2 separate regions of the Homo sapiens genome follow, and region 1 is linked to region 2. A link is a contact called in ENCODE Hi-C or POLR2A ChIA-PET data. All regions are on one chromosome and are shown on one strand. The core of a region is the stretch at or near the end of the contact, and the rest is flanking DNA. Distances in the headings are between cores, read along the strand shown. Region 1 overlaps LOC105377727 (a long non-coding RNA gene). Region 2 overlaps LOC105377727 (a long non-coding RNA gene).

What was found. Hi-C counts contacts between places; a loop is a spot of excess contacts on that map. ChIA-PET counts read pairs that join two places held with the same protein, here RNA polymerase II (POLR2A). Pooled maps may share reads with other maps.
Region 1: a loop to region 2 is called in a map of heart left ventricle, with 2.3 times the contacts of the local background. The contact joins two enhancer-like sites. A Hi-C loop is called at or near these places in 3 of 168 maps with a recorded cell type or tissue (adrenal gland, heart left ventricle and sigmoid colon) and 3 of 50 pooled maps. POLR2A ChIA-PET finds 5 or more read pairs at or near these places in 2 of 52 experiments (AG04450 and MCF 10A).

The regions. Positions count from the first base shown.
Region 1 is chr5:172,529,308-172,535,221 of GRCh38, reverse strand. The region is part of intron 1 of LOC105377727 (a long non-coding RNA gene); the gene reads right to left. Among named protein-coding and RNA genes, the nearest start is that of LINC01944, 27 kb to the left of the region's middle. RefSeq lists an enhancer at 1,504-1,573. Within about 2 kb of position 1,646, at least 7 of the 41 ENCODE cell types and tissues checked have a DNase peak (open chromatin) inside an H3K27ac peak, as active enhancers do.
Region 2 is chr5:172,484,952-172,490,819 of GRCh38, reverse strand. The region is part of intron 1 of LOC105377727 (a long non-coding RNA gene); the gene reads right to left. Among named protein-coding and RNA genes, the nearest start is that of SH3PXD2B, 33 kb to the right of the region's middle. Within about 2 kb of position 4,204, at least 2 of the 41 ENCODE cell types and tissues checked have a DNase peak (open chromatin) inside an H3K27ac peak, as active enhancers do.

The DNA of each region.
Region 1 (5,914 bases), core at 397-2,896, 47 kb before region 2:
ACCCATACCTACGTACATACACACATACACACACACCTGACACAGAGCCAGCTGCTGGAGCATTCCTGGGTACAGGGATACTCTCTCTGGTATGGGGGATACTAGCAGGGAGAGGACAGAAGTTCACAAGTGCCTGGGGCCTTACCCTGCAACATGGGACACGCATGCTTGCTTGAGTCTGAGGGCAGCTGGGTTCACCCTCAGCCAGTGACTGGACTGACAAGACCTGCCCTGGCTAGGGCGGGGTCTGGGGAAGCTGAGCCAAGCCTGCCTCTTCCCACAGCCTGTTCTCCAACCCACCGCAGACAGGGATCCTTGGGAATGTTTAACGCTCTAAGCCAACATGCTCTGGGTACCTGGATCAGGGGTGGGCGAAAGGCTGGACCTGGCTGAGACACAGCCTCCAGCTGGCCACCCACCAGATGCACTGTGGTGCTTAACCCTGGAGCATGCCCTACCAAAAGATGCCACCAAGTGTGCATGCCTACCCCTAATCCTCTGTGTGCCTGCTGGGTGGAGGACAGCAGCAGTCATAGGGCAGGGGCAGGGGGTGGAGGTGGAGGGATGGGTATCTGACCCACCCTGGGGAGGTGATGGAAGGCAGGACTGTGCGAGAGCTGAGGCTCCAAGTCCCTAAAGCATGCTTAGGGGTCCCATCAGACTTCACTTACGAAACACAAATTCAAAAAAAAATTATTAAAAATTTCAAGACAATGATGGTGACATCACACGTGGTGACCAAGGCCCCATCTTTCTAGGGCCTTATGTGATGGCACTGGTCGCAAGCCCATGAAGCCAGCCCTGGGTGATGCCCAACCAGAGATGAGTCAGACACAATTCCTGCCCTCTGTTTATGTCATCAGGCAACAAGCATGTGTCAGGCACTTAGGCTAGGCACTGAAGACAGAGGAGAGACCACTAGGAAAAGTGTCCCCACTCTTAAAAAGCTCACAGCCTGGCTACAAGGCAGGCTGACCTCTGCTTGGTAGCCAGAAACAATGGGATCCCAGGGGCAGGGGCTGCCAGCCAAGCCTCAGGGGTCCAGGGAGGCTCCAGGGAAAAGCAGAATTCATGCAGGATCTGGAGAATGGGATCTGGGTGAAGACATGGTGCAAGAACAAACAGTCCAGGCAGAAACTGGGTGTGCCAAAGCCCCAGGCTGGAGGGAACTTGGCATTTCGAGATACTGAAAGGAATGCCTCATTATTCAGAGTGATAAGCACTGTGCCATCCCACAGAAACGTCCACACTGAATTTTTCACTGTAATCTCAGCCTCCTATTTATTACTGTGACATGAAGTGCAGTTGCCTGATGACCCACCTGGGACACACTGTGTCTGTGAGTCTGGTGGGCGGTTATTAGAGAAAGTACAAGTAGTCCCTGACTCTCTCTAGTTTCATTTATAGCATGGTCTGTCGGCTTAACGAGAACATGTGGTCTCCCCACAGTGGCTCGGCCTGCCGGGTTCAATCAGGGGCCCTGCTGCCCACCAGATGCCCACGTTAGGGCCCAGGATTCTGCCCCCACTCCTGGGCTCCCCCTCCCCGACTCTTCACACCAGTTGGGCTGTAGCCTAGTCCTCCTCCCACCCCTACCTCTGTGTGGTTGCTGCAAAGACCAGAGATTCTCCTGTGGCGATATATACAGCTTTAAATACTTCACGTGACAGTGAGGCTTGTGGCTTGTACGGGACACCTGAGCTCTTTTTGTATCTGTCTGTGCTGTCTTCCTTTTTTGCAACTTGGCTCTGACCCAGCATGTAAACATGGATTAGTCTTTTGTACTTTTTGCAGGTTGTATAATACCAGTACAGTGTGAATAGAATAAAATAAATGCTTGCAAACTAAAAAGAAGAAGAAGAACCTCATGCCCAGCCCTCCCAGTTCAGGGAAGGCACGAAGAAAGCCTCCGCCCGGAAGCACCTTTTCAAGCCCCCGAGCTCCCTGTGATTGGACCAGCTGGGATCACGTGCCCATCTCTGAACCGATCAATCCTGTGGCCAGGGTAGTCAGTATATTGACCGGCAGAGAGTAGGGTGGGTCCCACTCAAAGCAAGAAGATGGACGATTGGGGAGCTATGGTTTCCTAAAAAAGAAATTACGGGGCCACTTCCAAAAAAGGGGTTGGATGGGGCAGCCAGAACACCCCTCAGAAGTCGACTATCCCTGTCTTTTCCTATTGATGCTAATATCCAGCCACATGGCTGGTGTAGTGGAGAGAACGCGGCTAGTCTGAAACAGACCTGAGTGCTAGTTCTGGTTTCTCTCCTCTACTGTCTGTGGGTCTCTGGGCTACAACTCCCCGAGCCTAAGATCCCTCCTTTATTAAAAATGCCGGTGAGAATACACAGCAAGCTGTGAGGATTAAATACAAGGAAAGTGCCTGAAATGCAGTAAGTGCTCAATCAATGCTAATTAGCAGCTACACAAACAGTGTCTTGCACCCACACAAATACACAGCCTTCGAAAATGCTGATTCACTTTTCTGGAATGCACTTCTCTCATCAGCACATCCCCCCAAACCCCATTCTTCCACACACCACCCACCCTGGGTGCCTCCTCTGTGTACTGTTACAGCAGAGTGGTTAAAAACATGCCATTTGGACCGGGCACGGTGGCTCACGCCTGTAATCCCAGCGCTTTGGGAGGCCAAGGTGGGTGGATCACCTGAGGTCAGGAGTTCAAGACCAGCCTGGCCAACATGGCAACACCCTGTCTCTACTAAAAATACAGAAAATTAGCTAGGCGTGGTGGCGGGCACCTGTAATCGTAGCTACTTGGGAGGCTGAGGAAGGAGAATTGGTTGAACCCGGGGAGGCGGAGGTTGCAGTGAGCTGAGATTGCACCACTGTACTCCAGCCTGGGTGAAGAGCGAGACTCTGCCTCAAAAAAAACAAAACAAAACAAACCAACAAAACTTCACATTTGGAGTCAGATAGCACTGAGTTCAAATCCACATAACCTCTTGGAGCTCCAAGTTTTCCGTTTGTAAAATGGGCACAACAGTACTCATCTCGAGGTTGTTAGGAGGATTGAGCAAGCATCCAGGCAAAGTGCCTAGCACACAGAGTAGATACTCAATGAAGATGAGCCTTTGTTATGCATCCCACCATTTTGTAAGTACCTTTTCTATGCCAGCCTCTTAGGCTAGAATGGGAGCTTCTAGATGGCAGGGGCTCTGCTGGAGTCACAGCTTCGTTTCACTTTCACCCATGACCCTACTGCCTTCATGCCCAAGCAGGACCTGGTGTCAAGCAGGTGCCCTGGAAATGCTTAGAGGATGCTTGGATGAGAGCCACCTCTTGCTGCAGGAAGACTGCCTGCCTTCTGCGAAGAAGGTAAGGTAGGCCAGTTTCTTCCTTCCCACTCACCCCCTTTCTCACTTGCCAGCTGCTGTCACTGTTCTGCACTTGGATGGGGATGGCAGGGAGAATGGAGGGGAGGTAAAAGGGGACAGGAGAGGGTCCACTTGATGGGGACTGCCTTATACTGTCCTCTGCTTGCAAGCATAAAGCTGATTCTCGTGGGTGCTTTTGTGAGTTCTTCAGAGACCTCCCCCCCCAGTGCTAGGCCCTCAATGTGGGTGATGTCATCTCTTGAGTCTCATTGCTTCCTCTGTCGATAGCCTTTCGGAATCAGCTGCCCCCTCCAGCTTCCAGCTGCTAAGAGCTCACCTTCTCCTGGGGAGGGGGCCTTTTGGACAGACCTTGGATGGTCTCATTCCAGCCCTTTTGCCCTGTGGCCCTCATCTAATCCATGGGAAATGTCCATGTATGCCTTCCCCAAGAAACTCGAGAAGGTGGCCAATCCCACTGCGGCCACAACCTCTCTTTCACGTCTGCTGTTGGGGCAGTCAGTGAAATCACTAAGATGGTCTTATCTTGTCGATTTTCCAAGCGAGAGCCAGACACTGCCCACTACTGTATCCCCTGACTGCAAGGGACAGGGATGAAGCCCTCCAAGTGTTCTATTGAAATTCCTCTCTCTTGACCTGAAGTAAAAGAAAAAGCACTCTTGGGATAGGGTGGGGCTCCTGGCCCCAGCTCCTCTCCCAAGCTTCATTCGCTTCCTTTTTACAGCCTCCACGTGAGTGAGGGGCTGAAGAGTCAGGTCACCAGAGGCTGGATAAATCATTTCACAAGTGCCCAGGGGAACTCATCTCAACATGTAATTTAGTTTCTGATATTTATTGTGTCATGGAGCTTCCTCTGAAATTTTCAGTTTCACTTCTTACTACTTGAATGAATAAAGAACTCGAACACATTTTGGGGATCGGTAGGCTGAATTTCCCCACCCCCACCAAGATGTCCACGTTTCTCCATCTGTAGGTTAGAAAATCCTAAAGGAGTTACTTCTCAGCCCTTAAAATCAGTAAACAGGCTCTGGACTCAAACAGATTCCGGATTCTATAGGTGACTTCTGGCTTCTCCTCTTAACGGTTGTGTGATTGTAGATAACTTATCTTACGACTCTGTGCCTCAGTTTCCACTTCTGTAAAATGAGATGCTAATAGTGTGTGCTTGACGTGTTCTGCGAGGATTACCTGAGGAGTACGTGGGAAGCATTGGCCTGGTGCCCGCCGAGGGCTCACTGTTGTCTCCTGCTGTGGTGCTGATGGGCCTGCCCTGAGCCTGCCTCTGGAGTGGGCATCAGCAGACCCAGCTCCTCTGGCCCCTCCTTCAGCACTCTGCACATACAGTGAAGCCAGATGCAGGTTTGAAGGACTTGTGTACTGTCAGTTCTAACCCTCGCCACTTTCCTAGGGGGTCACTAGCCATCTCCTGCCTCTTGACATTCACCCAATGTCTTGTCACTACCTTGTCCTTCTAGTAAAAATGGCAGCACCATCCCTAGTGTTTTCATTCAGTCTCTGTTGATTGTGAGGTACTTCATCAAGTTGAATATTTGTCCTTTTGGAGGCTTCTCAGCACCATGCCCATCACTTCAGTTTGTGAACCCCCTGACACTGTGTATGCTCCTGGAAGATTCAGGGCCCCCAGGCCTCCCCCAAATCGAAATGGGGATCTACTCTCCCTCTCACCACTCCCTGTTGACCAGGGTGTGTGAAGTGCTCCCACGTAGAGCTTGGCATTCAAAGTGCCAAGTGCCAGAGGGATACCCATGGTCAGGACAAAAGTGCCTAGGCCACCCTATTCCTGATAAGGACAAAAACTAAGTGGTGTCCATGCCTCTCACCTCCTCACTCCCCCATGCTACCTCCTCTGTACCATCAGGGTTGGGAGTCTGCAAACTTTCTCTCCCAGTTTCCCTTGCAATGACCTTTTATTAGGGTCTGCCAATGGGACGCATTCACAGGAAGTTAGAAGGTAGAAGAAGGGAGAAGCCATTTGTTTCAGGTTTCTGGCAATGGCTTTCAGCAGCAGCAGCAAACAACTGAGCATAACTGCAGGGGACTTCCAGTAGCATCGATGTAGCTGCATCTGCAGGAGTATGGCCCTGGGATTCCTACCCAGCTACAGTAAGGAGGTTTTAACAGCAGGAGCAGTGGCACCTCCAGCAGCTCAGTGGGGCATGTGGGCTCTCAGGCTCCAGCCCAGGGACTGGTGGCAGCTTCCTGTCCTGTAGAAAACAGCCTTATTCTTCCTTGTGAGTCTTCTCTCTTTTGCTTGTCAGCCCTTCCAACATCTTTGTAATGAATTCCCTGTATTAAATACCTACTGTTTGAAATATCTAGAGTGGTTTCTGATTTTGACTGTTATTGTGTTTCCTGATTCTTGATCCCCCCTAGATCTATTTTGTTCTGCCCACTTATCAAGCCTGAGTCTACAGCCTCCCATCAATTCTATGAGCCCTGATATGCCTTCTAAAAGTCCCCTTTCTCTTTAAAAGTCAATTTCTGCAGCTTCCAATCAAGAACCCTTACTCTAAACCATTAATTTGATTTTAGCTTGTA
Region 2 (5,868 bases), core at 2,955-5,454:
TTGACAGCCCCCACCACCCACCCCAGGACACAGAAGAGACATTGCAGGAATGACCCCCGCCATGGCCCATACTTCACCCACCTCCACTTAGGAGCATTTATTTACCCCTGCCTCTTGCAATGAATCACACGCCTGGCTGATCACTCCCCTAAGCTGAGCACTCCCCTGGGAGTCAAAACCCCTGAATTCTGCCATCAGCTCTGGCCCCGAGCTGCTGTGTGACCTGGACAAGTCATAACTTTCCTGTTTCCTCGCTCATAAAATGATAGATTTTGATATTCTCTCTTGGGAAATCTAGGTTCTAAAAGCAACAATCCCCGTGGGGTGATTTTTATTTTTATCTTTTTTGTTGTTGTTTGTTGTTGAGATGGAGTCTTGCTCTCTTTGCCTAGGCTGGAGTGCAGTGGCACAATCTCGGCTCACTGCAACCTCCGCCTCCCGGGTTCAAGTGATTCTCCTGCCTCAGCCTCCCAAGTAGCTGGGATTACAGGCGCCGCCCTCATGCCCAGCTAATTTTTTTAATTTTAGTAGAGACGGGGTTTCACCATGTTGGCCAGGCTGGTCTCGAACTCCTGATCTCAAGTGATCCGCCTGCCTCGGCCTCCTAAAGTGCTTGGAATACAGCCATGAGCCACCACACCCGGCCACCACAGGGTGATATTTAAAGCACTGGGGTAGTTGCACCTCTCCCCCCAGGTCAGGTAGCCCGACTGTGGGGTGCGTGTGGACGCAGGAGCCTCCATCCTCACCTATGATCCGACACCCGCTTCATCTTCCAACCTCGCGGGCACACGGAGAAGGCTCCATGTTCCTGTTGCCTCAGGGGCGCAGGGCTTTTGCCGCCCACTGTCCTTGAGGCAGTCAGGGAAATTGACTGACCCCACTCCACGGTGGACTTGTGACTGGCCTGGCCACCTCAAGTGCCTATGCCCCAGCTGAGCTGGCCCGCTCCAGGGAGAGCCTGTGACCCTAGATGACCCATCAGAAGGAAACTCCAGGCTTTGCTGGGAATGCTGCAGAGAGGTGCCTGTTCTTCCCACTCGATGCGAATGAAGGAAGATGTAGCTCTGGGTGCTGCTGGCAGCTGTCTTGGGACCAGAGGGAAGGTCAACCCAACCACAGGGGCCCCGCTGAAGAAGCCAACCCCTGAAATGGAGAGAAACTGAGAAGTCCTGGAGGATGCTGCCTTGGACAGCAGAGCACATGAGCTTTTACTCTGTCATTTGCAACCAAAGAACCCTGATACTGACTGATATGGTTGGGATTTGTGTCCCCGCCCAAATCTCATGTTAAACTGTAATCCCCAATGTTGGAGGAGGGGCCTGGTGTGAGGTGATTGGATCATGCGGGTGGATTCCCCCTTGCTGTTCTCATGATAGTGAGTGAGTTCTCATGAGATCTGGTTGTTTACAAGTGTGCGGTACCTCCCCTTCCCTATCTTCCTCCTGCTCCGGCCCTAGGATGATGCACCTCCTTCCTCTTCACCTTCTGCCATGATTATAAGTTTCCTGAGGCCTCCCCCTAGCCATGCTTTCTGTACAGCCTGCAGAACCGTGAGCCAATTAAACCTCTTCTCTTTATAAATTACCCAGTTTCATGTATTTCTTTATAGCAGTGCGAAAATGGACTAAGACACATGCAGATGATCAACACATATGAATCAATGAAGTTTATTCCAGAACTCAATACCTCCATCTTACATGTGGTAGGGCCCTTGAAGAGCAGGTGAGCTGAGGCTGGCTAAGATCCTGCAGTGTGCTCAGGACACAGCCTGCTACTGCCAGGTAGGAAACATGAAGTGCTCAGAGTCAGGAAGTGTTGAGCCCAGACTGGGGCCCACGCTGACCTGAGCATAATTCCACAGAAGCACGGGAAGTGGGTTTTCCTATCTCGTTTGGTCAAGAGGCCTATTCATATCTAAAGATGGTCTCTTTTTCCCTTCCAGACTGGTCACCAGTTCTACTTTTTCCACATGGTTGGGATGTCTGATAGACTTCTGTTGGGGAGGGCATCAGCAGCTTCCCAGTGGCTGTGATCCAAGCCCCCAACATGGGCCTCCCCACTGAGGACCCTCGAAGGCCCACTCCCACATCACAGCTCGCCATTTCTTCCCAAGGGAAGTTCTGAGGAGTCCCAGCCCTGCCCTCTCCCCTCTGGATTTCCACAAAACCTTCTCCTCCCGCTTCTCTTCTCTCTGGGGCCACACGGCCACCCAACAAGGCTCCGATCTCCAGGGCTGTCCCTCCCAGGAGTGCCTCTGATTGGCCACTCCCCTCTCGGCCGTACCCCCAAGCCTCCCGTCTGAGGCACTGTTAGGAACAGAGGCTCGTTCAGGCGTCTGACACCGCAACAGAGTGCCAGTCACGAGGCCATGCCTGGAGATGGAAGCCAGGCAGACTGGGGACCTCGCAGACACCTGCCATGCACCAGGCAGGGGGAAACCATGAGGAACAGGACAAAGATGGAATCACCACGCGGAGTTTACAGCCCAGCAACCGCAAACTGTCATCACCCCATGCATACAACTGGCTGCGGTCATGTTTAACCCTCCTCCACACACACCACCATCACAGAGTTCTATGAGTCCAAGTAACTCCATATAAACACCTAGGAAAAGGTTTGGAAGGATCTGCACCAAACTGTTAACAGTGGTTACCCCTGGAGGGGGGGGCTGTTCAAAGCGACTTTAGCCCATCTACGGTGCTTGCTTTTCTTCCTGAACTCCCTTTCCCATCGTGGAGAATGTATTCTTATTTTATTCATGCTCCTAAAAATTAATTTTGAAAAACTAGCAAATATGCAAACATTGTTAAATAATGAAAACTGTGCGTTTTTCTGGGAAGAGCGTGTCCAGGGTGCTGACTGCTTATCTCAAGACAAAGAGTGGGAAGTGACGAAGCGGAAGCACCCCACGCTCTGAAGAGGGACGCAGGGGCTCCATCCCTACCTCTGATCGCTTCTCTGGGAGGTGATGCACCCCCACAGGCCTTGCCCCCAGGGCTCGGGAATTTCCTGGAAGCCTGAGGCATCATGAGAAAAAGCATCTTCTCATGGCCTTCCTTCGGGCAGAAGGAGTTGAGTGAATGTCTTTTAATTAGCATTTTTATCATTTTTCTGTATTTTATAAAATCCAGTGTGTGGTGGGGGAGCGGGAGCAGGGTGAGGCTTCAGAGAGGAGAGGCCAGGGTTTCACAGGGTTTGATACCCAGGAGAGAAATGCTTTCTGGACAAATCCAGCCTCAAGGCCAAACAAGCCTTTGGAAAACAATTTTTAAAAAATATTATGTATCCTGTGTTTTAACGACAAAAGTAACACATGAAAAGGTTCTCTTAACAATTGGAACAATCCTGATGAAGTGAAGGTCCCCTGCCCCACACTCCCCATCCCGTCCCCTCTGAAGGTTGACCATCCTACTCCATTTGGCTAACATCCTTCCAGAACTTTCTCAAAGCCTTGATAGCCATACCTGGACCTACTGAAATAGGAAATCTTGCTTTGCCTCTGTTTTTTAATAAGTACATGCTGTACACGTTCTCTTACAACTTCTTTTTCTCTTAACAAGTCTTAGAAATCTAAGTTGGTTCACACAGATCTTTTTTGTTTTTTTAAATATGACAAAGGACTATAGTATTAATGTGCCATACCTTATTTAATACTATTTAATACGGTATTAATAATAATTATTATTATTATAAATATAAGTATAAATAATAATATTTAATACGATTAATACTATTTAATACGGTGATTATTTAAAACAAAATGCTTCACTGATTTACAAAGAAAAGAAGCCTCTGCCCCTCCACCACACTTGCGTCTCTCACCTCAGTTTTCTCACCTGTGAAATGGGGGCATTTGCCTAAATGATCTCTATGGCCATTTGCACAGCCTGTGATTATAAACATTTTCCCTGCCCCATACAGATGCCCCTGTTGAAGTTCCCCCTGCTGTGTCTGGTTTCCTCTGGGACCCTGGCTTTCCCAAGTCTGTCTGTGAGTCAGCCGAGGACCCCTCCTCTCCTTGTCCTGCCCCCTCTGCCCTGACTTCCAAGCTCACTCCAGCAACTCTGACAAGCCTGTGACAGGAGAACACAGGCGCGCCCTCCGAGCTCCCGCAGCTGCCTTAAAATAGCAGCTTTGTCTCACTCCATGCTTTTCTGACGCAGCCACGCTTGGTCCTGTCTGGAACTGTCTGGAAACAGAGACAACGGGCCCATCACCGTCACCAACTCTCAGAACATGGAGGCCTCATACAAAGGACAAATCTTCTGCCCCAATGTCCTTTCTGATCAACGCCAAGGGGCGGGGGACTCAGGCAGAAGAGAGAGGCTGGAACAGGCCTGACTGCACGCTCCCACCTGCAGTAGGGGATGGCCAACGCTCTTGTCCTTCTGCCCTCCAAGAGGGTTGTCTAACCAAGGCACTGAGTTTAGGTTTGACTCAGCACAGCTCTGCTTCCCACGAGATAATAATATATTCTATGAGCCCATTTAGTGACACAAAAACCCCATGAGGTAGGTTCTGCTGTTGCCTCTACTTGGCAGATAAAAACACTGAAACAAGTACCCCAGGTAAACACAGCTATTCAGGGGCAGAGCCGGGCCCAGGCCCAGGCAGTCTGTACTCCAATTCACTATTCTATATGTTCTCCATAACCTTTTGGAGGGATGGAAAGGACTTTTCAAATTGAGAGTGGTGGTAATAAAAGGACTTACCTCAGAGGACCATGGGGTATGATGAAAGAGCCATTTATGGAGACTGGGTTCCAATTGCAAGCTTCTTCTCACCACAGGGCCTTTGCATATGCGGCTTCCTGTGCCTGGAACATCCTTCCCATCCTACTCACCCTTCTGCCTATCCTCCCTTTGCCTAACTTTTCCAAGGCTAACTTCCTTTTATCTTTTATGTGAGGCAGCAGCCAGAGTCACTCACTCACTCATTTCATTCATTCATTTGTTCATTCATTCACTCACTCACAAAGTATGTATTATGCACCTTCTATGTGCCTGGCATTGTGTTATTGACAAGATAGACACAGCTCCCGCCCTGGAGAGGCTTATGGACCACAGCTGATTGGAAAGTGCTCAGCCAAGAGACTGGCACATAGTAGGTCTTCAGTAAACAAATGCAGACTTGGAGTAGTTATGGCAATGCACAGTTGAGGACATGGAAGTGGGAGAACTCTGTTCCTGGGAGAGCACTCTTGTCACCTCCTCACACCCTGCTCCATGCTTCTGGGCACCGTCTTTCCAAGATGGTGAGAATGGAAACTGCCTTCCACTCCCCAAGCCATTTCACAGAAAAATTACTGCAAAACCTCCCAGATCATCAACAGGACCCAGGCTGCTCTGAGTCCTCCATGCTACAGTTGTCATAGCAGCCAACCGGGTTCTCACCCACCCCAGGATCCTATTCATTTTCTTGATTCCACCAAATTCCCTGAGGCCATTCTGTGACAAGCCCCATGCCAGGTCTCAGAGTTACAGAGGAAATTAGACACTGTCTTGAATCCAGAGACAACCCAGTAGGAAGGAGTCTCAAAGAAGATTGGTGGACTTGATCCCCCACACACATGCACACACACACGAGCATGCACACAGCACACACATGCACACACACACGAGCATTCACACGGCACACACATGCACACACGCACGAGCATGCACACGGCACACACATGCACACACGCATGAGCATGCACACAGCACACACATGCACACACACAAGCATGCACACAGCACATACATGCACACACGCACTAGCATGCACACAGCACACACATGCACATACAAGCATGCACACAGCACACACATGCACATACAAGCATGCGCTCACACACACAAGCATGCACACATGCACGAGCATGCA